Regions from separate parts of the Homo sapiens genome. Here region 2 is linked to region 1. Evidence: chromatin contacts called from ENCODE Hi-C or POLR2A ChIA-PET data. All regions are on one chromosome and are shown on one strand. Each heading gives the region's core, a stretch centred on a gene start or an enhancer-like site at or near the end of the contact. The rest is flanking DNA. Distances are from core to core; before and after follow the strand shown. Region 1 holds the start of EEPD1 (endonuclease/exonuclease/phosphatase family domain containing 1). Region 2 overlaps LINC03013 (long intergenic non-protein coding RNA 3013).

Region 1 (5,869 bases), core at 2,313-4,812:
AGCACTATGGGTGGTAAAACTGAAAACACAAATGCTCTCCCTTCTTGTCATCTGCCACCTCTCCCTTTCCCTAAATCGCCATTTACTTTAAAACTGCTAACTAAGAAGCAAAAGGCCAATGACCTTGGTCCTCTCTGACCAGGCCCCAGGTGAGAACTATGTCGTAAGGGGCAGTGGCCACAGGATGTGGTATTTGGCTGGAATGATATAATTTCTGCCCTTTGACATCGTCATGTAACTGGGTTGTCAGCTAGAGCCCTAAATAATAAAATGCAAATAAAACCCTCATTCCTTGTAAAATGGGACCCGAGCCAACTTCCCAATCTCAATGAGGATTCTTGAAAGTCAGGTATTTCCCTGGGTCTCCTCGTATTCTGATTTTCTGCTTCCACTGAATCCTGGCTCTTTCTCCCACCCATCTTTCATATTTTAGCTGCCCTTTTTCTCTCTGTCTTTAATTTACCCAGAAAGATTCAGCTCCCTTACTTTATCTCTCCTAAACATAACTTATTGATGGCCATTACATACATATCTTACAAAATTTAGTGTCTGTGCATGGGGTAGGGGTGGGAGGATTGCATCATGAAATAGCACAGCAGATAAAATAGACTGTTAGCCGTAAGTTTAAAGGCCTCTGTCGCCCACTTTCCTGAGCCCCCAAGCCAAGCTGGGGAATGTTCTCTTCTATTAGCTGTCTGTTCAACTTCTTGGACCCCTTCATCCCCCTCCTAAACCTTTTCATCTCCACCCAGGCTCACGTACCCCACTCTCCCCAAAAACAAGGCCTATGTTTTTTTAGATTCAGAGAAAATTTTTTTTCATTTTTTGAAGATTTTTCCAAAGCTGTTGTCACTGAAGTACACCCAAATGCACATATTTAAAGTATACGATTCTGTCAGTTTTGACATTCATATGCCCATGAAACTATCACCTCTCAAACTACATTGCCATCAGCCCCCAAAGTTTCTTTGTGCCCTTTAAAATCCATTCCTCCCTCCCCATCATCCCCAGGTAACCACTGATCTGCTTTCTCTATATGTATGTCAGTTTGTATTTTCTGGTGTTTTATATAAATAGAATCATACAGTATGTTCTTTTTTGCCTTGCTTCTTTCACTCAGTATAACGATTTTGAGACTTTTCAATGTCATGTAATAGTTTGTCTTTATTGCTCAGTAGCATTCCATTGTATGGATATACTACAATTTATTCATTCATCCACTGATGGATTTGAGTTTCTTGTTGTTTTGCTTTGTGTGTGTGTGTGTGTGTGTGTGTGTGTGTGGGTGTGTGTGTGTGTGTGTGTTTGGCTATAACAAACAAAGCTCCTATGAACATCCACATTCAAGTCTCTGGGTTTCATGTTTTCCTTTTTCTTTGGTAAATACCTATAAGTAGATTGGTTGAGTCATATGGTAAGTATACGTTTAACTTCTTAGGAAACTTCCAAACTGATTTCCAAAGTAGTGGTGCCATCTTACACCTCCACCAGCAATGTATGACCATTTCAATTGCTCTGCGTCCTCACCAACATTGGATACAATCAGTCGTTTTAAAGTTAACCATCTCATTGCATGTTTTTGTGGGGTGTATGTATGTGTGTTTTTAAATGCACTTTGGTTTGGCCAACGCTTGGTTTCATTTATACCAAGGGGAGCATTTGCTAGGTTTATGGGGAATAAAACCAGATTATTTCTGTTGTTCTAGGATATTATTAATAGAGTCCTCTCTTCACCTCCAGAGTGTCCTGGTTTGTATGATAAAATATGTTTTCTCTGCTTCCAGCCCAAGTAGCCACGCTCCACGGCTGTGCTTCCACAGCCACGTTGCGCATCAAGGCATTCTGCTCAACGAAGAGTTTTCTCTGTTTTCCTGCTTGTCTTAAACTGTTTTTTCCTTACCGCACCAGGATTTCAGTGCGTGGCATAATGTAGCCCAGTGTTTGGGTGGGAGATGATGGTAGGTAGCAAGGCATTTTTGCGATCAAGTGCAAATAGCTTGCCTAAAAATAAAGCCAATAAAGAGAACCGTGGAGCCAGAGATGGAGGCAGTCCTGCCATGTCCTAATGACCCCATCATCACTTGGGTCGGATGCAACCAGACTTGAGGTAAGATTCCTTACCTTAACTTTTCAACAAGGAACCAAAAATTTCCCCCCGACCTTTTTTTTTTTTTTTTTGGTCTAAGCTAGTTTGACTTGGTTTTCTGACCAATATACATAGCAGGGGAATGTGCCTCAGAAAGGCAGTAGCATTTTCCAAACTTGGGCTGCCGCTAATTTTACAACCAAAGTACCTTCCGCCTGTGAGAGGTACTATTTTTGCTGACCCAGTCCTTGGAATTGAAACCAGATGCACTGGTCACATTGGTTGGGGATGAAACTTCAGAGAACACTAAACGTCCAGGGTCAAAGTATTCAACGATATCACCGCATGATTTGCTTAATCGAATACTCTAGCTCTAGGTATCCACTATAATGCAGAGGGCTCTTTAATCTTTAACCAAATTGTCATTTAGCAGTGTGATGCAAAAACTCTTCTGGGTTTTGGGAAGCAGCCCCCATTTCCCTCCTTCGTAATGATTAGACTTAATATTACAAAAACTTATCCTTGTTTACTCACAGCGCTAAATGTGCAAAGGAGCAAACCTGTATTTGACCTATGCGAACACACAGGAGGGTGGTGCGTGCCCTCTGCTAGGAGCACAATGCGTCGCTGGCGTTATTAGAGGACATCTCTCTGAGCGGAGCAAAGGTAATACACTGGTGGAAGAAAAGAAAAGGCCGAAAGTGGGGACAGAAATTAAGACGATCCCATTCAGTCTCCTCTGGAACGTTCTGCAAAATTCCGTGAGACCCTGGACCTACAGCGATGCACTCTCAGGGACTGCCCCGGCCTTCATCCCCACACCTCAAAGACAGACGAAAAGCAGCTGAGCAGATCTCGCCTCGGGCAATCCTAAACAGCCTCTACCAGGCACAACCAGTCCTAGGCCCCGGGCGGCAACCATGGTCCGGGGGCAGCTGACTTAGGACAGCCTCCCTGTGACCCGCCCTCGCCGGCACGGCGCCGGCTCCGCCCCTTAAGCCCCCTAAGTCCCGCCTCTGCGCTCCCGGGGCCTACCCCCGCGCTCATGGCCCCGCCCCCGCTTTTCCTACCCCATCGCGCCCTGGCCCCGCTCCCACACTCTATGACCCCGCCTCTCGCACTCCAGGCCCGCCCCACGCGCTCCAGGGTTCTGCTCTCCACCCATTTGTGCCAGGCCACGCCCCCACACCCATGGCTCCTCCTCTCGCACGCCAGGGCCTCCCCTCGCGCTCTCTGGTTCGTTCTCCACCCTCTTGAGCCTTGATGCCGCCCCCTCTTCCATGGCCCCGCCTCTCCCACTCCAGGCCCGCCCTTGCGCTCTCGGGTTCCTCTCTCCACCCACTGGTGCCAGGCCTCGCCCCGCGCCAGGGCCCCTCCCCCACGTGCCCTCGGGAGTCCCGGGGAGGAGTTGCCGCGCGGAGGAGGCGTGGCCGCGGTGCCTGCGGAGGCGCGAGCGGCGCGGCGCGGCGCGGCCGGGACTTTGGCTTTGACACCGACTGCGAGCGGGAGCCGTGCGGCTGGTGCTGGGTCTGGACTGGCTCTGGCGGATCCCCGCCCGAGTTGGGCGCAGGACTTTTTGCCGGGGTAAACGCAACTGCGGCGGCGCCGCCGCAAGCCCCGGTGCAGCCTCGGCGGCGGGTTTCGCCGCCGCTGCCGCCGCCTCCGAGCAGCCCTGCGGCTTCTATTCACTCTGGGAGAGCGATGCTAAGTTTCTCCCATAGAAAGAGCCGGGACACGCAGACCGAAGCGGCGTAGTCGGCTTCCAGGGCCTGACCAGTGACCCACACCCGCGCGGACGCCTAGGCTGGAGGCAGGGGGCCCGTGCTGTCCCGGGCTGGGCTCAGGCTTCCGAGCCGCAGGTGGAAGAGGAACCGGCGCCCCGCAGAGCGGCCGAGAGGTGGGGCGCGGGGACCCGCGGCAGGTCGGGTGGGGGGTCGATAAGCCCCTTCTCAGTGCCCGCTCCGGGGAGCACGGACTTCCCAGGTTGCAGGTAGCGCTGTGTCAGATGCGGAGCGTGGGGGAGGTGGAGTGGCCACCCCGTCTGCGCGAGCCCAAGTGTGGGTGACCCAAGTGTCAGAGTTGAGAGAGGCCTGGAGGAGAGGCATGAGGCTGATGGGGATAGGTCTCTTCCCAAGAGAAGCGGCTCGTAGCCTTTTTGGACTCCAGTGTGATAAAACCCGGACGTCCCTAGAGGAGAATCCACATGGGCCTAGCCTCATTGTGCCTGCGTTTTTAGGGGTTCACGGGCAGCCACCAGTCCCCGACTCCTGGTTACTAACTCTAGCACTAGGTAGGGGGTGCTAATGCAAATTTCTTAATTCAATGGGTTTCTATGTTTATTGATTTATTTTCTAGGCGGCCAAGTGAAAGGTAATTTTGGACACGCCAGGCATGGAAGATTCGGTGTTTGTCTATAGTAACCTCTTCAGTCCCTGAATCCTGCACCTTCCGTTTTTCTGTGCTTGTACGGCCTACTGGGCTTCCTCCCTAGCCAGAGAGCTCTTCTGCAGTGGTGCGGCCTTCCCGGGAGCCTGATCCTGGCGGACCATGGGGAGCACCCTGGGCTGCCACCGCTCCATCCCCAGGGACCCCTCGGACCTGTCCCATAGCCGCAAGTTCAGCGCAGCCTGTAACTTCAGCAACATTCTAGTGAATCAGGAGCGGCTCAACATCAACACTGCCACGGAGGAGGAGCTGATGACCCTGCCTGGGGTGACGCGTGCCGTGGCACGCAGCATCGTGGAGTACCGAGAGTATATCGGTGGCTTCAAGAAGGTGGAGGACCTGGCATTGGTCAGTGGTGTAGGCGCCACCAAGCTGGAGCAGGTCAAGTTTGAGATCTGTGTGAGCAGCAAGGGCAGCTCAGCGCAGCACTCTCCCAGTTCCCTGCGGCGGGACCTGCTAGCGGAGCAGCAGCCTCACCACCTGGCCACAGCTGTGCCCCTCACCCCACGTGTTAACATCAACACAGCCACCCCGGCCCAGCTCATGAGCGTGCGAGGCCTCTCGGAGAAAATGGCCCTCAGCATCGTGGACTTCCGCCGTGAGCATGGGCCCTTTCGCAGCGTTGAGGACCTAGTGAGGATGGATGGTATCAATGCCGCCTTCCTGGACAGGATCCGGCACCAGGTGTTTGCTGAGAGGTCCAGGCCCCCATCCACCCACACGAACGGGGGACTGACCTTCACCGCCAAGCCTCACCCGAGCCCCACTTCCCTGAGCCTGCAGAGTGAGGACCTGGACCTGCCGCCAGGGGGGCCCACCCAGATTATCTCCACTCGGCCGTCCGTGGAGGCCTTTGGAGGCACAAGGGATGGGAGGCCTGTGCTGAGGCTGGCCACCTGGAACTTGCAGGGCTGTTCCGTGGAGAAGGCCAACAACCCCGGGGTGCGAGAGGTGGTGTGCATGACACTCCTGGAAAACAGGTGAGGACAGGAACCACCATGGGTGTTGGGTGTGAAGGCAACTTGTGCGTGACCTCATCTATGGATGCAAATGAATGGATTCTTTTGCGGGTAGGGAGGGTGCAAGAGTTTTTAATCAATGTTCTTGAAGCCTCAGCCAATACCGTCACCTGAGAATGGGCTGTCCTTCTGCTCCAGAATTTTCTGAATACAGCTGGGCTTGTGACCCATGTCTTGAGTGTGAGATATCTGAGACTGATTCATAATTTTGGGGTAAGCAGAGGTTGTGTTTTTGTTACTGCTTTGGAGGATGCTGGGTCTACACCAAGTCAGGCACTCAGAGCATGGGAACTGGTGCAGTTTCGCATGTGAGAAAGAG
Region 2 (6,181 bases), core at 2,756-5,255, 430 kb before region 1:
CCTTCCTTTACTGAGTGTCTCAGTGCCAGTATAACAAATCCTAGACACTGGCTTTATTGGCCAGTGGTGCAAAGAAATAGTAAAAATTCAATAAAAATATTGCTTGAACCAGGAAGCCTCCTCATAGAGTTGTGGACTCTTCAGAGAGGTTTTACCAAAGTAAGGGCAGAATGTGTATACCGTCTTTCAGGGATTCAAGAAATGTAGGCAACAATGTCTATTATTAGCCCTCCTCTCCTTCCATGAGCAAAACCCAAATTACTTGTTTTTAATTGGCACAAAAGCACATTCAATCATTACATTATCAGACATTGTTCATGTACCTATCATATGCCAGGCTGTGTGCTAAGAGCTGGGGATCTGAAGATGAATAAAATGTACCCTGCCACAATCAGGATTGGCAACAACTGACCTAGGTGGCTCACCTGCATTGTCTGGATAACAAGCCAATTGGCACCTGAGGCCCCCAACCTTATCCCCACAGGAGGGGTTCGTCCAAACTGCTCATGAGACCAGTTTCTCCCTTCCACAGACCCCAGTGCCTTCAGGTGCTGAAAGTTGACTTTCCCAGGCAACTCAGAGAGCTGGTGTCTAACCCCACACTGATGTTACTCAATAAGTCTGATTACCCTCCCACCCACTAGGTTGTTCTCACTCTTGCCCTATAAGAAGGAGAGCAGCAAGGGGACAAGGAATGCCCACCGATGGTGTGTCCAATAGATAACTTTGGCCCATCTCTTATCTTTATTTGTTAATTCTTGCTTTGTAACTTTCCCCCAATAGAGCCCATGAGATTTCATGGAAATCATCACAAAATAACAAACCTTTTTGCGTGACAGGTGATGAGCACAAAAGGATCCATCTTATACAGTGCTTGCCAGCTTCCATAATACTACTCACCACGATGTTGAAATCACCTGTTCCAGAACCAGTCCTGTCCTTTGACAAGAAGGATTTAATTATCAGTAGTGGTGGGGACTGGCTGGAGAGAGGAAAAACACTTCAAGGACTCTGCCACCTTTCGTAGATGGAGAGTGCAAAGTTTGTACCATGGAACTCCTTCTCTAACAGTTACTCTGTGGCAGTGCCTATTTCAAACCTCCCTTAACTTCTGATTGTATAGATGTTTGTTTCATTTGTTCATCTGTTTGTTCACTTAGTCAGAGATGTTTTAAGCCTTAAGAGAAATAGTGGACTAGAAAATGCCTTGGAAAAGTACAAAGTTCAATCCAAGTAAACTGTTTTTAAACTAGGAATTTATGAAGCCTAAAATATAAAATGTATATACATGGATATGCTCTGAAGTGAGGTAGAGGGGTAGAAATCAACATTGTGATATTGTACTATAGTTTTGCAAGATGTTACCATTGGGGGAAAATGTTTGAAGGGTATACGGGATATCTCTGCCTTATTTCTTACAACTGCATGTGAATCTACAGTTATCTCAAAATAAAAATTTAATTAACAATTGATTACAATTAACAGCATTAATTTCTTATCCTGTCATTTTCCTTCTCCTGAAATTGCAGAATAGCCAAACAGAAACCTACCCATGACCACCATCTGAGATTCTTTGGTGCCCGTATTAGTGGACATAGGCAGGTGTATCAGGAGGCATCCAGTCACGCATACTGGAAGATACTGACTCAACTGATTTAAGCAAAGGAAAATACAGTGTATTATATAATGAGACATCTTGAGTAGGGTAGTCCTAGGGTCAGTTGATTCAGCAGCTTGATTGATAATCAAGGGCCCAAATTCTTTCCCACTTTCTACCCTGCCATCCTCAGCCTATCAGTTTCGTCCTCCAGCTGGCTTAAAGGTAGTTGCAAGGTGGCTGCTATCATGCCATGCAAAATGCAAATGCAAAAAGTATGCAGATACAAAAAGTATCTCTTTTCATAAGTCTCATTTTAAGGGCAAGGAAAAACCTGCAGGCCTTTCTGCCACTCTCTTGACCCACTTACTTAACTGTGGAACAAGTCACAAACACCTGTTTAAGTGGATCACTTGGCCAGGAGGGAGAGATTGCCATTATCCTTAGATGGAGGAGAATGGGGGTGGGGGTTGTTATGCCTGAACATAATCAGTGCTCTGCCAGTGAGTAAGAGCAGAGATGGGGTGATTAATAGGCAACCCCTCACCAAGGAGCCATTGTAAAGCTTCAGGCCAGTTCAGAAGGTGATGAAGATGGAAAGCCTCCAAAGCAACCAGAACAACCAGAAGGAACACGCTTTTACAGCTTGCTTCTGATTCCACACCGCGAGGACAATGGGTCCAGCATGCCACACTGATCCAGGAACTTAGAACTAAGTAAGAAGCAAGGGAGAGAGGCTGCTATAGCTGAAACCCAGAGAATGAACTTTCTCCCAGGAGGTTGCAAGGGCTGCCCTTGTAAAAGATCCTGTCCTGGGTTTAAAGGTTAGCAAATTTTCTGTTTTGTTTTGCTTTGACTGCATGAGGGTTGAGTTAAAGTGAAATAATATTTAAGACTTATTTTTTAAATAAGATATTTTATGTTTTTATTTTTGTTTTTTTTTTTTTTTTTGGTTGGTAGAGACAGGGTCTCACTGTGTTGCCCAGGCTGGTTTTGAACACCTGGGCTTCTAATCCTCCTGCCTCAGCCTCCCAAAGTGCTAGCATCACAGGCATGTGCCACCACACCCAACCCCTTAAAAGTCTTTTTACAAATGAGAACATGAACAATTGCCTTTCAGATTATTTCCTGGTCATCAAAGATTTCTTTCTTTATTTACATAAAGGGGACAGGGGTCAGTCTGTGTATTGGAAGATGTGCCCATATTTGGTCACATATTGGAAGAGTACAAAATTGCCCAAATAAGGGATATTTATTGCCTTCCTGACTGCAGACTCAAGGAGGCAGGAACTTTGACATTTTCTCCAATGCCTATCTGTATCCACATTGCCTGTAACATAGTATATGCTCAATAAATATTGATTGAACTAATTAAAAAATGTCATTCTCTACTCCCAAACTATAAAAACCTGGAAGGGTATATTCTTGCTGGATGGGAGCCTGAAGAAGACAGGAAGGGAGCTAAAGATATCTCTCTTAGTCATTCTCTGTGTCCGACATATGCCCACATGTATAGTCCTAAATGCCACTGTCTCTCAGTTGGTTTCTATCAGGACCTAAGCCCTGTGGAGACAGCAGCTTGCAGAGTCTCTAGCCCAGGGAAGCAAGAGGTGGGCCAGATGGAATCCCCCAGCTCAGGGAAGGTCTTACCTATCCATGCATTTGAGGAAGGAGGAAGTGGGACAGTCATTCACCAGTCTAAATCTTACTGCTAAAACTAGACCGAGTGCTACATCTCCAAATCTGGAGGGCCAGGATATCTGTCACACAGGCAGGCCAAAAATTGTTCTTCCCAGGGTGGGGACAGTGGAAGCCATATAAACACTTGCCAATTAGTTCATCTACATTTTAAAAAGGTGCAGAAAATTCTTGTTCCTTTCCGCTGGAGGAACTTTACAAATGACCTTGACAAAAACCCCTCAAAACCTATAGAACCAAATTTTATTATAACGCTCTTTTTATTCCCTTGCTTCTATTTCCTCCTTTCTCTTCTTTTTCTATTTCTTTTCCTTTCTCTTTCTTTACATTTCTCCCTCTTTCTTCCTGCTTGTCCAGCTTTTCTTCCTCTTCCCCCTTTAAGGTGATACTTTGGGACTGAAAGTATATTTTAATATTTATCTAAAGCAGTTGTTTCTTTGTCCATGGTTCCCTGACCCTTCACAGAAAATAATTCTTCCATCCTAAATTGACTTTTATGATAGTTATCTAAAGATTTAAGGATCCAAATATGTACAAGTCAAATACAATAAAAGGAAAAAAATCATTTAAAGACTAACATTTAAGCATTTTAGCCTCTACTATTTTAAAATTAGAGTTCAACTCGATGCCATTTATATTTGAACTCCTAAAATTACAACCATCATCTGCATTTTACAGGCTTCCCCTATCTATGCAGACATTTCCTGTTCTGTCTTCTCTTTCCCCAGAGACCCATTACAACTTGCTTATCGTTGGGTAGAGGTTATATCCAGGGAAGAGGGAACCGAGGAGAAGTGGAGGAAAGGAGGAAGGCATGAGATGTTGGCCCTAACCTAGATTGGTATGTTTACTCTCATCCGACTGGGTTGACTTTAGAATGAAAATGTTTTCCCACTTAATTAATTTAAAATTAGTTATTCAAATATGTTTTTCAAAACTCAGTACAATTATGTATATCACACTTGTGCAAAACATCACCAATTCTCAAACCCCAGATCTACAGATCTGAGGTCAGCAATTCCAGCTAACACTTATATAGTGCTTCCCATGTGCCAGACACTGTGCAAAGCGTTTCATGTGTATTGACTCATTTCATCCTTCAACAGCCCTGCAAGGCAGGTATTAGTCAGCTTGGGCTGCCATAACAAAACACCATGGACTAGGTGGCTTAAACAACGAACATTTATTTTCTTACAGTTCCAGAGACTGGAAGTTCAAGACCAAGGTATAGCAGAGCTGGTGTCTGGTGAGGGCTCTCCTCGTAGGTGGCAGACAGCTGCCTTCTCACTGTGTGCTCACCTGGCCTTTCCTCTGTGTTCCTCAGAGTGAGTGAGCTCTCTGGTGTCTCTTCTTATGAAGATACTAATTTATGGGATCAGGGCTCCATCTTTAACACCTCATTCAACCTTAATTACTTTCTTAGAGCCACCATATCCATATCCAAATACAGCTACATTGGGGGTTAGGGGTTCAACATATGCATTTTGGGGGACACAAACATTCAGTCCACAATGGTAGGTAATATTGTACTCCCTATTTCTCAGGTTAGGAAACTGAGGCCACACTGATTGAGTAATTTGCCCAATGTCACACAAATAATAAGTGTCAATACTGGGACTTGAACGCCAGCATCCATACTTTTAACCACTATGCTGTGCTCTCTCTCATCATGAGTCATGACGATGATCACGTTAGATTGTGTTAGATGATGTTAGATCATGAGTCATGATCTAACATCTAGCAACCCATCAACATCATCAACATCTAACAAATCCAATCCTTTGAACCTATTATAGAATCATCAGAGCTTTACCACGCTTTTTAGAAAAAATTTCCCTACAAGAATACAGTCTCTCACTATTATTATTATATTAGAGATAGATTTCTATATTATCAAATTTAGAGCAAATAACTTATATTTGCTATCAACTAGCTCTTAAAATGATTATATCTTGATTACTCTAGTAAACAAACATCATCTATTTCTCTCTACATTTAAACTATTAAAACTCAACAATAAGAAAACAACTCATTTGAACAGTGGGCAAAAGATCTTGACAAGACATGTCATCAAAGAAGATATGCAGATAGCAAATAAGCATATGAAAAGATGCTTCACATCATATGTCATCAGGAAAATGCCAATTAAAACAACAGTGAGATACCACTACACAAACCTATAGGAATGGCCAAAATCCAGAATATGACAACCCCAGATGCTGCCAAGGGTGAGGAGCAACAGGAATTCTCATTCATTGCTGGTGGGAATGCAAAATGGTACAGCCACTTTGGGAAACATGTTGGCAGTTACTTATGAAACTAAGTTTCTATATCATAACACAAGTAGATATAAATATAACCAGTGGTAGGGTTTTTTTAGAGGCTGTATTATTTTTTAAGAATTTAAAGCTTTAAACCCAAATTTCTACTCAGAAAGATGAGCATTGTAATTTGATGAGATTACCCTTAGAATTCTTGCCAGTCAATGACTGCTTTTACACCAACTTACAGATTGTGCTGTGTTCAAATACATACTGAGGGGAATCTGATGAACTGACTGGCAACAGTCTTCAAATTCTTAAAGGTGAGGGGAAGAGTGCATCAGGTAAGAGCAAAGCTCCCGGAATCGGGATATCCAGGTCTGAATCTTGACTCTGCTGTGTCCTTGAGTGAGCTACTCAACTTGTCTACACCTCAGTTTCTTCATTCGTAAAATGAAGCTATGGTAGCTTCTACCTTATATGACGATTGACTGATAGGCTCCATGTTGAGTGTAAATTAAATAGTGCCTGGATAAGTACTCACTAAAGAATCGTGTTTTTTTTTTATTGTAAATTTCCAAAGAGAATGTTTTATACTTTTTAAAAAGTGTTTTTATTCCCCAAT

The links. Hi-C counts contacts between places; a loop is a spot of excess contacts on that map. ChIA-PET counts read pairs that join two places held with the same protein, here RNA polymerase II (POLR2A). Pooled maps may share reads with other maps.
Region 2: a map of OCI-LY7 shows a loop between it and region 1 (2.5-fold over the local background). The contact joins the enhancer-like site here to the promoter of EEPD1 in region 1. A Hi-C loop is called at or near these places in 1 of 168 maps with a recorded cell type or tissue (OCI-LY7), 1 of 37 single-sample maps with no recorded cell type and 12 of 50 pooled maps. POLR2A ChIA-PET finds 5 or more read pairs at or near these places in 1 of 52 experiments (GM12878).

What each region holds. Positions count from the first base shown.
Region 1 is chr7:36,149,692-36,155,560 of GRCh38, forward strand. It overlaps EEPD1 (endonuclease/exonuclease/phosphatase family domain containing 1), which reads left to right and starts at 3,563. Exons shown (of 8, transcript NM_030636.3): 1 at 3,563-3,983; 2 at 4,442-5,511. The coding sequence starts at 4,634. RefSeq lists a silencer at 2,975-3,694.
Region 2 is chr7:35,718,231-35,724,411 of GRCh38, forward strand. LINC03013 (long intergenic non-protein coding RNA 3013) reads left to right here. Exons shown (of 2, transcript NR_108083.1): 2 at 840-1,482. Among named protein-coding and RNA genes, the nearest start is that of LINC03013, 4.9 kb to the left of the region's middle. Within about 2 kb of position 4,006, at least 2 of the 41 ENCODE cell types and tissues checked have a DNase peak (open chromatin) inside an H3K27ac peak, as active enhancers do; they include OCI-LY7, where a contact is called at or near this core.